Linked DNA regions of Homo sapiens: region 2 is linked to region 1. Evidence: chromatin loops called from intact Hi-C (ENCODE). Cell type or tissue: PC-9. All regions are shown on one strand. Links, peaks and the distances in the headings refer to the core of each region. The heading gives the core; the rest is flanking DNA.

Region 1 (5,859 bases), core at 2,180-4,679:
ATAAAGAAAAAGGAGCATTAACCTTGACTATGCCTTTGGCTCCAGCCACCTTTTTAAGAGTAAGTTGCTGGGCAGGTCGGGGAGGGCTAGTCACGGAACGAAACTGTAAGCCGGACCAGGTGTGAGGAGGGGAGGTGATAAAAAGATTATAGGGTGGAGAAGCAGAGGCTGAGGAAGAATTGGGACCTAGCTCGGCCCGGAGAGGAGCAGCCTTGGGAGGAAGGGAGAGGTCAGATGGGTCTGTAGAAATGGAAGATTAGAAAGACTAAGCGACGCTTGGGGTTGGTACTGAGGGGACAGGTGGGAGGGAAAGAAGGAAGATTTGGGACGAGTTGCACTGGGCACAGAGACTAGGAAGGGACTGATGTGTAAAAGAATGCCTGGACGTCAGGCACCTCAGACCATTTGCCTATTTTACGACAAGAATTATTTAGATCTTGCAGGATGGAAAAATTCAAAGTGCCATTTTCTGGCTATTTGGAACTACTGTCGAGTTTGTATTGGGGTCAAGCGGCATTGCAGAAGAAAATAAGCATTTAGGTTTTAGGTCAGGTGTGAGTTGAAGAGGTTTTAAGTTTTTGAGAACACAGGCTAAGGGAGAAGAAGGAGAAATGGAGGGTGGAAGGTTGCCCATAGTGAAGGAGGCAAACCCAGAGAAAAGAGAGCGTAGAGACATGGAGGGAAGGGGTTCAGGGGTTCTTACCCTCCTGAAAAGCGGGAAGGGGGTTTGGGGCACGGAAATAAGGGATAGGGGCACAGAGATAAGAGGTTGGGGTGTGGAAATAAGGTATTGGGGGTTCTTGCCCCCTAGAAAAGCAGGACTTGTCACTAAGGGTGAAGGAGAAGGGGTTGAGGGGTACTTGCTCCTCCCCCAGAAAAGCGGGACTTGCCGCTAAAGGTGAAGGAGAAGGGGTTGAGGGGTACTTGACCCTGCCCCAGGAAAGCGGGACTTGCCACTAAGGGTGAAGGAGAAGGGTTTGAGGGGTACTTGCCCCTCTCCCAGAAAAGCAGAGAAGGGGTAGAGACAAGGAGAGAAGGGGTTGGGGTACTTGCCCCTTCCCCAGAAAAGCAGAGAAGGGGTAGAGACAAGGAGAGAAGGGGTTGGAGTACTTGCCCCTTCCCCAGAAAAGCAGAGAAGGGGTAGAGACAAGGAGAGAAGGGGTTGGGGTACTTGCCCCTTCCCCAGAAAAGCAGAGAAGGGGTAGAGACAAGGAGAAAAGGGGTTGGGGTACTTGCCCCTTCCCCAGAAAAGTGGGACTTGCCGCTAAGGGTGAAGGACCAAGGCAGGCGTCCCTGCGTGGTCTGATACCTTTGAAACGTGGGTGAATAATCAGAGAGACATCCCTGCAATGATTAAACACCAAAGGAAGGCTGCTTTCCCAGTCCGTGACCGGCGCCGGAGTTTTGGGTCCACGGATAAAACATGTCTCCTTTGTCTCTACCGGAAAATGAAAGGAATTGAAATTAAGAGAAGGGAGAGATTGAAGTGTGGTGCCAAGATTGAAAGGAGAAAGAAGTTGAGGGATAGTGAGGGAGGTTGGAGAAGAGAGTAAAAAGAGGCCGCTTACCAGATTTGAAATTGGTGAGATGTTTCTTGGGCTGGTTGGTCTGAGGACCTGAGGTCGTAGGTGGATCTTTCTCATAGAGCAAAGAGCAGGAGGATGGGGGATTGATCTCCCAAGGGAGGTCCCCTGATCCGAGTCACGGCACCAAATTTCATGCGCCTCTGTGTGAAGAGACCACCAAACAGGCTTTGTGTGAGCAATAAAGCTGTTTATTTCACCTGGGTGCAGGTGGGCTGAGTCCGAAAAGAGAGTCAGCGAAGGGAGATAAGGGTGGGGCCGTCTTATATAGGATTTGGGAAGGTAATGGAAAATTACAGTCAAAGGGGGTTGTTCTCTGGTGGGCAGGGGCGGGGGTCACAAGGTGCTCAGTGGGGGAGCTTCTGAGCCAGGAGAAGGAAATTCACAGGGTTAATCACTCAGTTAAGGTGGGGCAGGAACAAATCACAATGGTGGAATGTCATCAGTTAAGGCGGGGCAGGGCCTTTTCACTTCTTTTGTGATTCTTCAGTTACTTCAGGCCATCTGGGCGTATACATGCAAGTCACAGGGGATGCGATGGTTTGACTTGGGCTCAGAGGCCTGACAGTACTTAGATCAGTTCCTATCACAAAATGGGTTCACTGTAAATGTTAGCTAGAAGCATTACAAACTGAGGACAGGGTCACAACTATATCAGATGGGATTGTAATTGATTGTTTACCAGGTCTATAGTGAATTTTTTTAAACAAATACTAGGAAAATTCATAGCAATAGTGCCTACCTAGTTCTGGTTGCTCAGCATAGTAGATGCAAAAATACTTAATCTGGTTAAATTATATGATCTTACTTTGTCAGGTAGATTGTTTGGGTATGGATTTGTAATTCCACACAGTGCTATTACCAGTATACAAGAATCTTTGGTTTATTTTAGTGTAAGTTATCTTAACTTTAAACTAGTTTTTTAATTAGTATTCCCTCTTGGTATTGTTACCAGAAAGGGGTCCTGATCCAGACCCCAAGACAGGGTTCTTGGATCTTGCACAAGAAAGAATTTGGGGTGAGCTCATAGAGGAAAGTGAAAGCAAGTTTTAAGAAAGTAAAGCAATAAAGAATGGCTACCCTATAGGCAGAGCAGCAGCTTGGGCTGCTGGACTAAGGAGATACTTATAGTTATTTCTTGATTATATGCTAAACAAGAGGTTGATTATTCATGAGTTTTCCAGGAAAGGGGTGGGCCATTCCCAGAACTGAGGGATTCTCCCATTTTGAAGCCATACAGGGTAACTTCTTGACATTGTCATGGCATTTGTAAACTGCTGTCACTGCACTGGTGGGAGTAACTGTTAACATGCTAATGCATTATAATTGGCATATAATGAGCAGTGAGGAGAGCAGAGGTCACTTTCATCACCATCTTGGTTTTGGTGGGTTTTGGCAGGCTTCTTGACCACATAATGTTTTATCAGCAAGGTCTTTGTGTCCTATATCTTGTGCCAACCTCCTATCTCATCCTGTGACTAAGAGTGACTTAACTTCCTGGGAATGCAGCCCAGTAGGTCTCAGTCTTATTTTACCCAGCGCCTATGCAAGATGGAGTTGCTCTGGTTTAAACGCCTCTGACAGTATCATATAAAATACATTCAAACCCTGTTACTGTGGTAAGAAAAAAGTTACTCCTTGATAACAAGTACATACTAAGAAAAATACAGTTATCCCTACATATTAGATAATTGTGAATCTGCACCAATGGTTTACTAAATGTACACCCACCTTTGACCTAAAAGTATCATTGACTTTTCATTTATCGGCAGTGAATCATTACAGCACAAGAGCATCTTGTGGACTGTAGATGGGAATAAAATGAACTAAAGGAAATGACCTAGTAAAAAAATGTAGTGAATGCCTCTGTGTAATTGCTAAAATACCACCACAGGAGGGCCCAGTGTCTTTCCTTGAGTGCAGTGTGTTTCTGGAAGACCTTTAAGCCTGGAGACTCCCAAGGACAAGCACATAAAGGAGATGAATCACTTTCCAGTTCTCATCAGTGAATCATGGTTGAGATCACCACTACTTAATTTGAGCTTTTCAAACATATGAGTCACCACACAAGTTCCTGCATTCTAAATTAGAATGAGAACAGATTTCGTGATGTTGGATCAAGTAGCTCTTAAGGGCAGTTTGCCTGGGCTGGAAGAATGGGTACATTAGATGTATTCCAAACAGCCAGCTTGGGCATGAATACACTGCCCCATCAGCTTTCTGGGAACTGGCACAATAAAATCACTTCCTGAAGTTAGAAGGTAGAGAGAACTCCAACAAGGGTATAAATAGTGCACAGAGTAGTTCTGCTAAAACGACAGGATCCAGAGACACTCTCAGTCTTGGAAATCCTACCAACAAGGATTCAGGTACTTCCTTCTTTTATTAAAGACATTAGTGTTTTCCATTGCCTCCTGTAGTCTAAGTTGTGCTGTCATCCTGAGAGTGTTCCAAAGCCACACGGATACCCTACCTGATTCTCCAGACTCCTTTGGCTTCCTTAGTGTTAATGACCTTCTTCTCCTATCTCCCATTTCACATCACACATACTCCACGTCCATCCCAGTTTGCTATACTTCTATCATTACTTGGAATTATTCTATCTCCTAAATATTAAATTCAAACACTCCATTCACTAACTGCAACCTTTCTTCCAACATTCTCATTCAGTTACTCCCAGTCTATTATTTCTTCAGCCTCTTCAGGACTTCCAGATCCTCTCCTCTTTCTCCCAATATCAGCCCTTCTTTTCTGTAATTATTTTGCAATAATAGTTGTTACCATAAGGGCACTAACAAGTAAGTCATAGCAATTAACAACAATAGCAACTAACATTTATTGAGTTGTTCGTTTATGCCAGGCATTGAATTAAGCACTTATATCATTTAATTAATGCCTTACATCATTTAATTCCCAGGACTACTCTATGAACTAGGTTTTGAGGACCGTAGCCCAGCCTTCATGTTAAGCTTTGCTACATCTTGAACAATTTTACACTCCTCATCATTCTAATATAACTACTCATATGAAATGCTTAGTCATTATTCTAAAACCTAGACCAATGTGGTAAGGGTGGCACCACTGGCATAGTAAGAAATTGTACCTGAAATCTACACTAGTTAGACCAAGGAAATGGAGCTTAACTAAAGGCAGTTTTTGCAGCCTTATAAAGTAATTATACGAGCGGTTGGGAGTGACATAATTTGAGGTATTAAGAGACTTGGTAAGCTCCTGCTTATGGCCTCCTGCAACCTGCAACCTGAAAGGACCTCAACCTGGACAGGCAAAATGCCATCTCCACCAGCTGGGGCAGTGTTCTGTAAAGAACAGGAGAAAGTCAAGAAGCCACACTCACCTCATCTCCCTTGGATGAGGTATATGAGCATCCAATGCTAAGAATGCATCCTTTGCTCTTATAATATCCTTTGCTCTTATAAGCTTATACCAACTCATAAACAACATAAATTTATTTCTCATAGTCCTGAATTACAAAAAAAAATCACCCAACCCCCAGTGCTAACCTTAGTGTCCAGTGGCACTTATAAGGTGCTAAATGATTACTTGTTGAACTGTTTGTTTTATTGAGATTTCAACCCTTTGACAGTATATACTAATGAGGTATCCTTCTCACAGATTCTCCCAGAAGGATAAAGCAATAAGAAGCTTGAACCTAGAGCTATCCCTCTTTATTAAGGGCTTTTTAAAAATTGGAATTCTATCTGTACTATAAATTTCATTTTATTACTGACTCACAAGATTGTTCTATAAACCTCTGGCTAGACCGATTTTATATGATTTTGTAAAAATGTCATCTCTTCTATTTAAAGAATATAAATGCATAGAATTATACACATAGTGTTACATAGACACACACACTAGTTTTCTATTGTTGCATAACAAATTACCCCAAACTTACAACAGTAAATAATACAGATTATTAGCTATAGTTTCCATGGGTCAGGTATCCAGCATATTGTAGCTGGGCCCTCTGTTCAGGATCTCAAAGGTTGAATAAAATCAAGATGTCAGCTGAGCTATGTTCTCATCAGGAGACTCTGGGGAGGAATATTCTCCTGAGCTCATTCAGGTTGTTGGCAGAATTCAGTTCTTGTGGTTGTAGGACTAAAGTCTCCATTCTCTGCTAGCAACTGTTGCCCAGGAATCAATCTCAGCTCCTAGAGGTCACTCAAATTCATCAGTTTGTAGGTTCCTCCTTCTTCAAGCCATCAGTGACACATTGAATTTCTCTCAGGCTTTGAATCTCTGACTTTTGCTT
Region 2 (5,859 bases), core at 1,412-3,911, 69 kb before region 1:
GACATCCACTAGAGGGGGGAAAATAGAAAGATACATGGCCAGGGCTATCCCTAGGTCCCTCTTCCCCATGACATTTTTGAATGATGCCTGGGCAGACTAAGTTCTGGCAGTGGTGGAGAGACAAGAGGAGCAGGGAAGGTTGCCTTGCATGTGATTTATGGGTGTGAAGCAGAAGTGAGTGCAAAGCTTTGCTAGTCTGTCCATTTTCCCCTGAGGGAACAGGTGGCTGTCTCCAGTTTCCACCCTGACAGGTATTGAACAGTTTAGCCAAATATCAATGTGCTAAGCATGACAATTCTATTTCTCTACAATAAGCAAGAAGAGCAAGACAGACATGCTAACGAGTGAAATAATATAATGTGGTCTAGACATATATGAGTTTCAGAAAAAGAACAAAGGATACCATCCTGTCTGAGGCATTCCAGGAAGGTTGTACTCTATCAGGGTTATGACAGACACTGGGAATTTGACAGACGGGCAAGAGAAGGAAGGGAGGCCCAAGCAAAGGGCTCAACAAAGTGAAGGGAGGCCTGAAACAATATGCAATCCATGAGAGACAGTGGCCAGCTTGGTACTGCCAGAGCACAAAGGAAAGGGGAAAATGGCAGATGATGGCACTAAGAAGCCAGCAGGGGACAAGATGGGAAGGATCTTATAGCTGTGCTAAAGTGATTGGACTTTATTGAGTAAGTTCTGTAGACCTCTTAAAAACCTCAAGGAAGGAAGATGGTCAGATTTTCCTTTAAAAGAATGCCTCTGGCAGTATGGTTGGGAATGAGTTGAAGAGAGATTTCAACCCTTCCCAGCTAACTTTCCAGCAAGTCAGCTGGGAAGCCTCCAGGATCATCTGTCTATAAGGAGTACTAAAGTATCATTGAGCATGTAATGAAAATGAGAAAATTATATTTGCTAGAACTTCTATATGTGGATGGAAGAAATACTTATAAAATGTAGGCTCAGACTACTTTGGGTCAAATCCTACCTCTACTGAGAAAATTCCTTCAGGGTAGGTAGCATGAGGGCTGCTATTGGGGAAGGAGCAAGAGGGACAAGTAAGTGTCTTGGAGAAGATGAATGTCTTACAGGCTTCTCACATCTCACGTTTAACTGAGAATTCGTAATATACCCATTTCCACTCAGCAATTTCTCCCCTAGTCCTGGAGACTAGTTTGACAGTCATTCAATTGCTCTTTCTAAAACCTAGAAATCGAATTTGGGTCTCCCATGTGCTGAAAAAATGCTTTCAATTCTACATCCTTCCCTGTTTTCATGACCTCTGCAGTGTGACACTGTAGTCCTTCTCACTGAAGACTACCAAGGTCAAAGCTATTTTCACCCCACTCAAAGTCTAAGCTGGCCACATGACTTGTTTTGGCTAGTAGAAAGTGGTGAAAGTGACAGTAGATCAGTTCTGAGCCTAGGCCTTAAGCGGCTTCTCCTGTTATCACTTGCTCTTTCATTTGTCATTGCCAGGGGAATAAGCCCTGGCTGGCCTGCTGGAGAGGAGAGGTATAGCAGAGCCAAATAACCTCACTTATTTCAGCCAGTATCTAGACAGCAAGGTAAACTCCAGTTATGAAAGCAAATTAAGACATATTGCAGATACACCTAGCCAACCACCCGAGAAACTTACTCTTGTGTGACACTGAGGTTTGCTGTTTGGCTTTTATGCTACAATGTTAGCAATAGATAGGTGATGATCTTTAACTCATTTTCTTATATCCCATATATATCAACCTATCATGTGTCCTATAATTTCTACCTACAAAACATATCTCAAATCTTTCAATCTTTTTTCCATATGCATTGCTCTACTGTAATCTAAGCACCATCATCACCTCACCTGAAATGAACTGCCAGTTTCCCTACTTCCTTTCTAGACACTTATAATCCATTCTTCAAATACCAGTGGGAGTGATTTTTTTCCAAAACATAAATCAGATCCCTCAGTCATTCCCCTGTTTAAAGCCCTGAATATCTTCCCATTGCTCTCAGAACTCAATCCAAACTCCTCACCATGACCTGCAGGCCCCAGCTGATCTGCCTAATATCAGGATGAAAAAGCAGCTTTTATAATACCCTCTAAACCAGTTTCTTCAAAGAAATGTGGAATCAGTTTCTATTTAGAAATCTCTGTAGAAAGGTGTTTTGCTATTTTAATTCATGGAATATTATTTTGGTAAATACACCAAAGTATGTCAAAATAACAGTTTCTTAGGCAGACACAGAAATTGGACATAAAGATCTGATTTTACCAAAAGACAAAAAATTAAGGTGGGGAAGGAATAAAAGGAGATGATGAAAAGAGAAGTAACAATACATTGGGGATCCGGTGTATCACACTGAAACCACAGAAAGATAAAGTTAGACCTAGAAAAGAGGTCTACATTTGAGGATATAGGAGCAAAGAGGTCAAAATCATGCTTTGAAAGGATGTGGACATCTGATCTTTAACTTCACACCAATGGCAGAATAAGAAAAAAATGGGTTACTTCTGAGGTAGGAAGTAGTAGCTAGAAGATTAGACACTCTCAAACTTCCTGAGAATTGACATTAATAAGCATTACTTAATATTCATATGGAATACTTCTGGCTAAAGAATGCTTTTGCATATTTTCCCTGTCTTATACCTGAGGAGCTCAGGGTTCAATGAAATTTAATACACAGAAATTAGTTTTCATCCTGAATTTCTCCAAGCGTACTAATTTGATGATTCATATGGCCTACGGGTTTGTGAGCATTCCTAGAATGAATTGCCATGATTTGTACTTTTAAAAGAAATATCCTTCAAGAAGCTGACTTCTAGGATCTATACGTTGAAGCATAAAGGATACCACAGACGCAAAACAATGCAAAAAGTGCTAAAACCAGTTGCTGTTCTTAAACAATGTGGTTATAGCCCCAGAACACCAAAGGCAGCACAGGGATATCTAAGAAAGGCACTTGGTGCAGACACGGGCACCAGCAAGACCGGATTCTCATCTCCCAGGAGGTGAACTTAAATGCAGTTTGTTAATGCTCTCTCTCTCAACTAGTATACGCTTTCTTTCCGACAAAGACTTCTCTTTCAGCCTCTTGTAATGGGAGGGGAGAGGTGAAAATTTTAAAAAGCTGCTGGGTCTTGATATTAGTGGAATTTCTCTCCAATGAACTGACAGTGTACAGGTATGACAACATGGCCTGTAGCTCTTCTCGAAGAGAAGAGACTGCTGAGAAAATAAAATCCAACAAAAATGCTGCAGGAGAAAGTCTTTCTAACATGCTCATTCCTCTGCCTTCTCTCACTCTGCATCTTTCCCTAAGAATGCCACCTCCATCTTTTTTCTATGTCAACACTGAGCTTATCCTTCAGATGCTAACTCATTCAGCCTCCCTATTAGGCTCTCAAATGATTACAGGCCCCGGGGATCTTCTCCTTTAATAAATAAGTTCAAATCACAATCAGAATTCATTTTCTCTGTATCCCTGAAACATCACACACACACACACACACACACACACACACACGGTGTGCATTATCTGAATGAATTGTACCAGAAACCAGAAACCCACCGGTAATCCTTTTTTATGCCTTTTATTTCCCCAACACATTTACCAGTCCCAGAGTTAGATTAGGCCTCCTCTGAAGTATCTCTTGAATTTCACTATTCGTATCCATCCCTCAGTGTACCTGCTTACAACAGCTATCTCCACTTGTTTGATCTGTGCCTCCCTTTAATTTGTCTTGCCCAAATCTCCTATTCCAGTATATTATCCACAATGCATTCTAAGTCGTCCTACTAAAATGCAAATCAGATCATGTCACTCCTCTGGATAAAATATTTCAGTGATTCCCCTTTTCTCATGACAAGGGTCTGGATTTCTGTAAATGGTTTATGATGTTCTTTTTTTTTTTTTTTTTTTTTTGAGATGGAGTCTCGCTCTGTCACCCAGGCTAAAGTGCAGTGGCACGATCTCAGCTCACTGCAAGTTCCGCCTCCTGGGTTCACGCCATTCTCCTGCCTCAGCCTCCCGAGTAGCTAGGGCTACGGGTGCCCACCACCACACCCGGATAATTTTTTGTATTTTTAGTAGAGACGGGGTTTCACCGTGTTAGCCAGGATGGTTTCGATCTCCTGACCTCGTGATCTGCCCACCTCGGCCTCCCAAAGGGCCGGGATTACAGGCGTGAGCCACTGTGCCTGGCCTAGTTTATGATGTTCTACACAATCTGGCCTATGATTATCTCTAGTCCAGTTTCATCTCTAGCTATTTTCCCACCTTATGTTAGCCTCTAGACTTTTATAAATAACACAAGCTGTGCCTGAACACTCTTCTACCTGCCCTTTGACTGGCTAACTTTTATATATTTATCCCATCTCAGCTTAGATACTTCCTTTTTCTCCTGGAGGTTCCTAATGCCAGTATCAATGTTCTTCCTGGGTGGTACCACAGCATCCTACGGTGACGAGGAGGAGGTGGCCTAGATCCTTCCTTTTCTTGGTAAAGGGTGGAAGCAGTGTGGATACTTTACTTGGTGTGTTCTGATATCCATGTGTCACTAGGCACTTGTTCTTTGTGTCTTCACATCTCCTCCTGTTGCATTTTAAAGCACTTTCATAGTATATGGTTTTGCCTAATAAAGCATTCTCATAGCAAAAAAAAAAGTATGGTATTGTGCAAATAAGTGCTCACTCCAAATTAGTGGTATATTTATTGAAGTTTAATATTGTGTTTGTGATACAGAAGTATTTGCTTTAATTCTAAATAAAAATTTTATGCTTTTATTGCTGGTTTAAGAAGATTTGGATTATCCTTGTACTTTGAGGAGAAGTTTCTTATTTGAAATATTTTGGAAACAGGTCTTTTAATGTGGAAAGATAGATATTAATCTCCTCTTCTATTACTCTCCAAGATCCAACAAAAGTGATTATACCCCCCAAAATATGATGGTAGTATCTTATACTACCATCATTTTATAGGCATAGGGCTCTTAGCTGCAAATAATGGAACTAACTCTAATAAAGCAGAACGCAAATATTGTAAATATTAGAGAGCTAACAATCTCTGGGATGGCTAAAGGATGGAGCTTGGAGGCTACCCAGCCAGTAACAATATTCCGGGCTCCACTGTTGAATGGAGACACTACAACTGCCTTGGATGGGCAGAGATATTATGGATGCTAAGCCCCAGGTGCTACCATTAGGACTTCTACCACTGTCCCTAACGGGTGGAGCCCATCACATGCCTATGCCCTCACTGTAAGGAAATGAAGCTACTGTTGTATATCTTGGGAAGCACTTGGATTAATTGTTATACAGTTTTGTTGAAGAAGACCCCTAGGGTAAGTAGCCATAACTGCACACTAAATTTAAAATTGTTAATGAGTTTCTCAAAAAAAATGTTAAGGTTGTTAGCTGGTATAGTATATATCTTGCCTGTTTTCCAAGGACTTCTTTGGGCAGTACCTTGTCTGTGCTGGCAAGCAACTGAGACTTAATGAAAGAGTATTGGAGATATGAATGAATTGATGCTGTATACTCTCAGAGTGCCAAACATATACCAATGGACAAGAAGGTGAGGCAGAGAGCAGACAGGCATTAGTGACAAGCAAAGATATGCAGAATTTCATTCTCAGCAAATCAAAAGTCCTCAACCTGGTTGGAAGAATATTGGCACTGAATGGTATCAATAAGGTTGCTAGAGAGGGTTAGAGGTGCACAATGTGCTTCCATAACATTTTATACTTCTCCAATCTTAGCACTAATCAAACATGGTTGAATACTTTGTTTACTATAACTCTTACAGAGTTATAAGATCTGTGAAGACAGGGACAGGGACAATACCCATCTCTGTCTGGTTCATAGGTGGTATGTAATA

What was found. Hi-C counts contacts between places; a loop is a spot of excess contacts. Peaks named below come from ENCODE experiments on the same cell type or tissue, not always from the same donor. Only the 100,000 strongest peaks of a DNase experiment are listed, where the experiment ranks them.
Region 2: a loop joins it to region 1, with 4 times the contacts of the local background. A loop is called at or near these places in 3 of 110 quality-filtered maps.

What each region holds. Positions count from the first base shown.
Region 1 is chr1:68,382,295-68,388,153 of GRCh38, reverse strand. No RefSeq gene overlaps it. Among named protein-coding and RNA genes, the nearest start is that of RPE65, 65 kb to the left of the region's middle. RefSeq lists an enhancer at 2,895-4,094. In PC-9, for the core only: CTCF peaks have their summits at 3,230 and 3,430; DNase peaks (open chromatin) are centred at 3,053 and 3,573; H3K27ac peaks cover 2,500 bases.
Region 2 is chr1:68,450,345-68,456,203 of GRCh38, reverse strand. LOC124904198 (a long non-coding RNA gene) reads right to left here. Exons shown (of 2, transcript XR_007066164.1): 2 at 4,681-5,859. Among named protein-coding and RNA genes, the nearest start is that of RPE65, 3.3 kb to the right of the region's middle. In PC-9, for the core only: no CTCF peak of the experiment used is centred there; a DNase peak (open chromatin) is centred at 2,723; H3K4me3 peaks cover 1,015 bases; H3K27ac peaks cover 1,528 bases.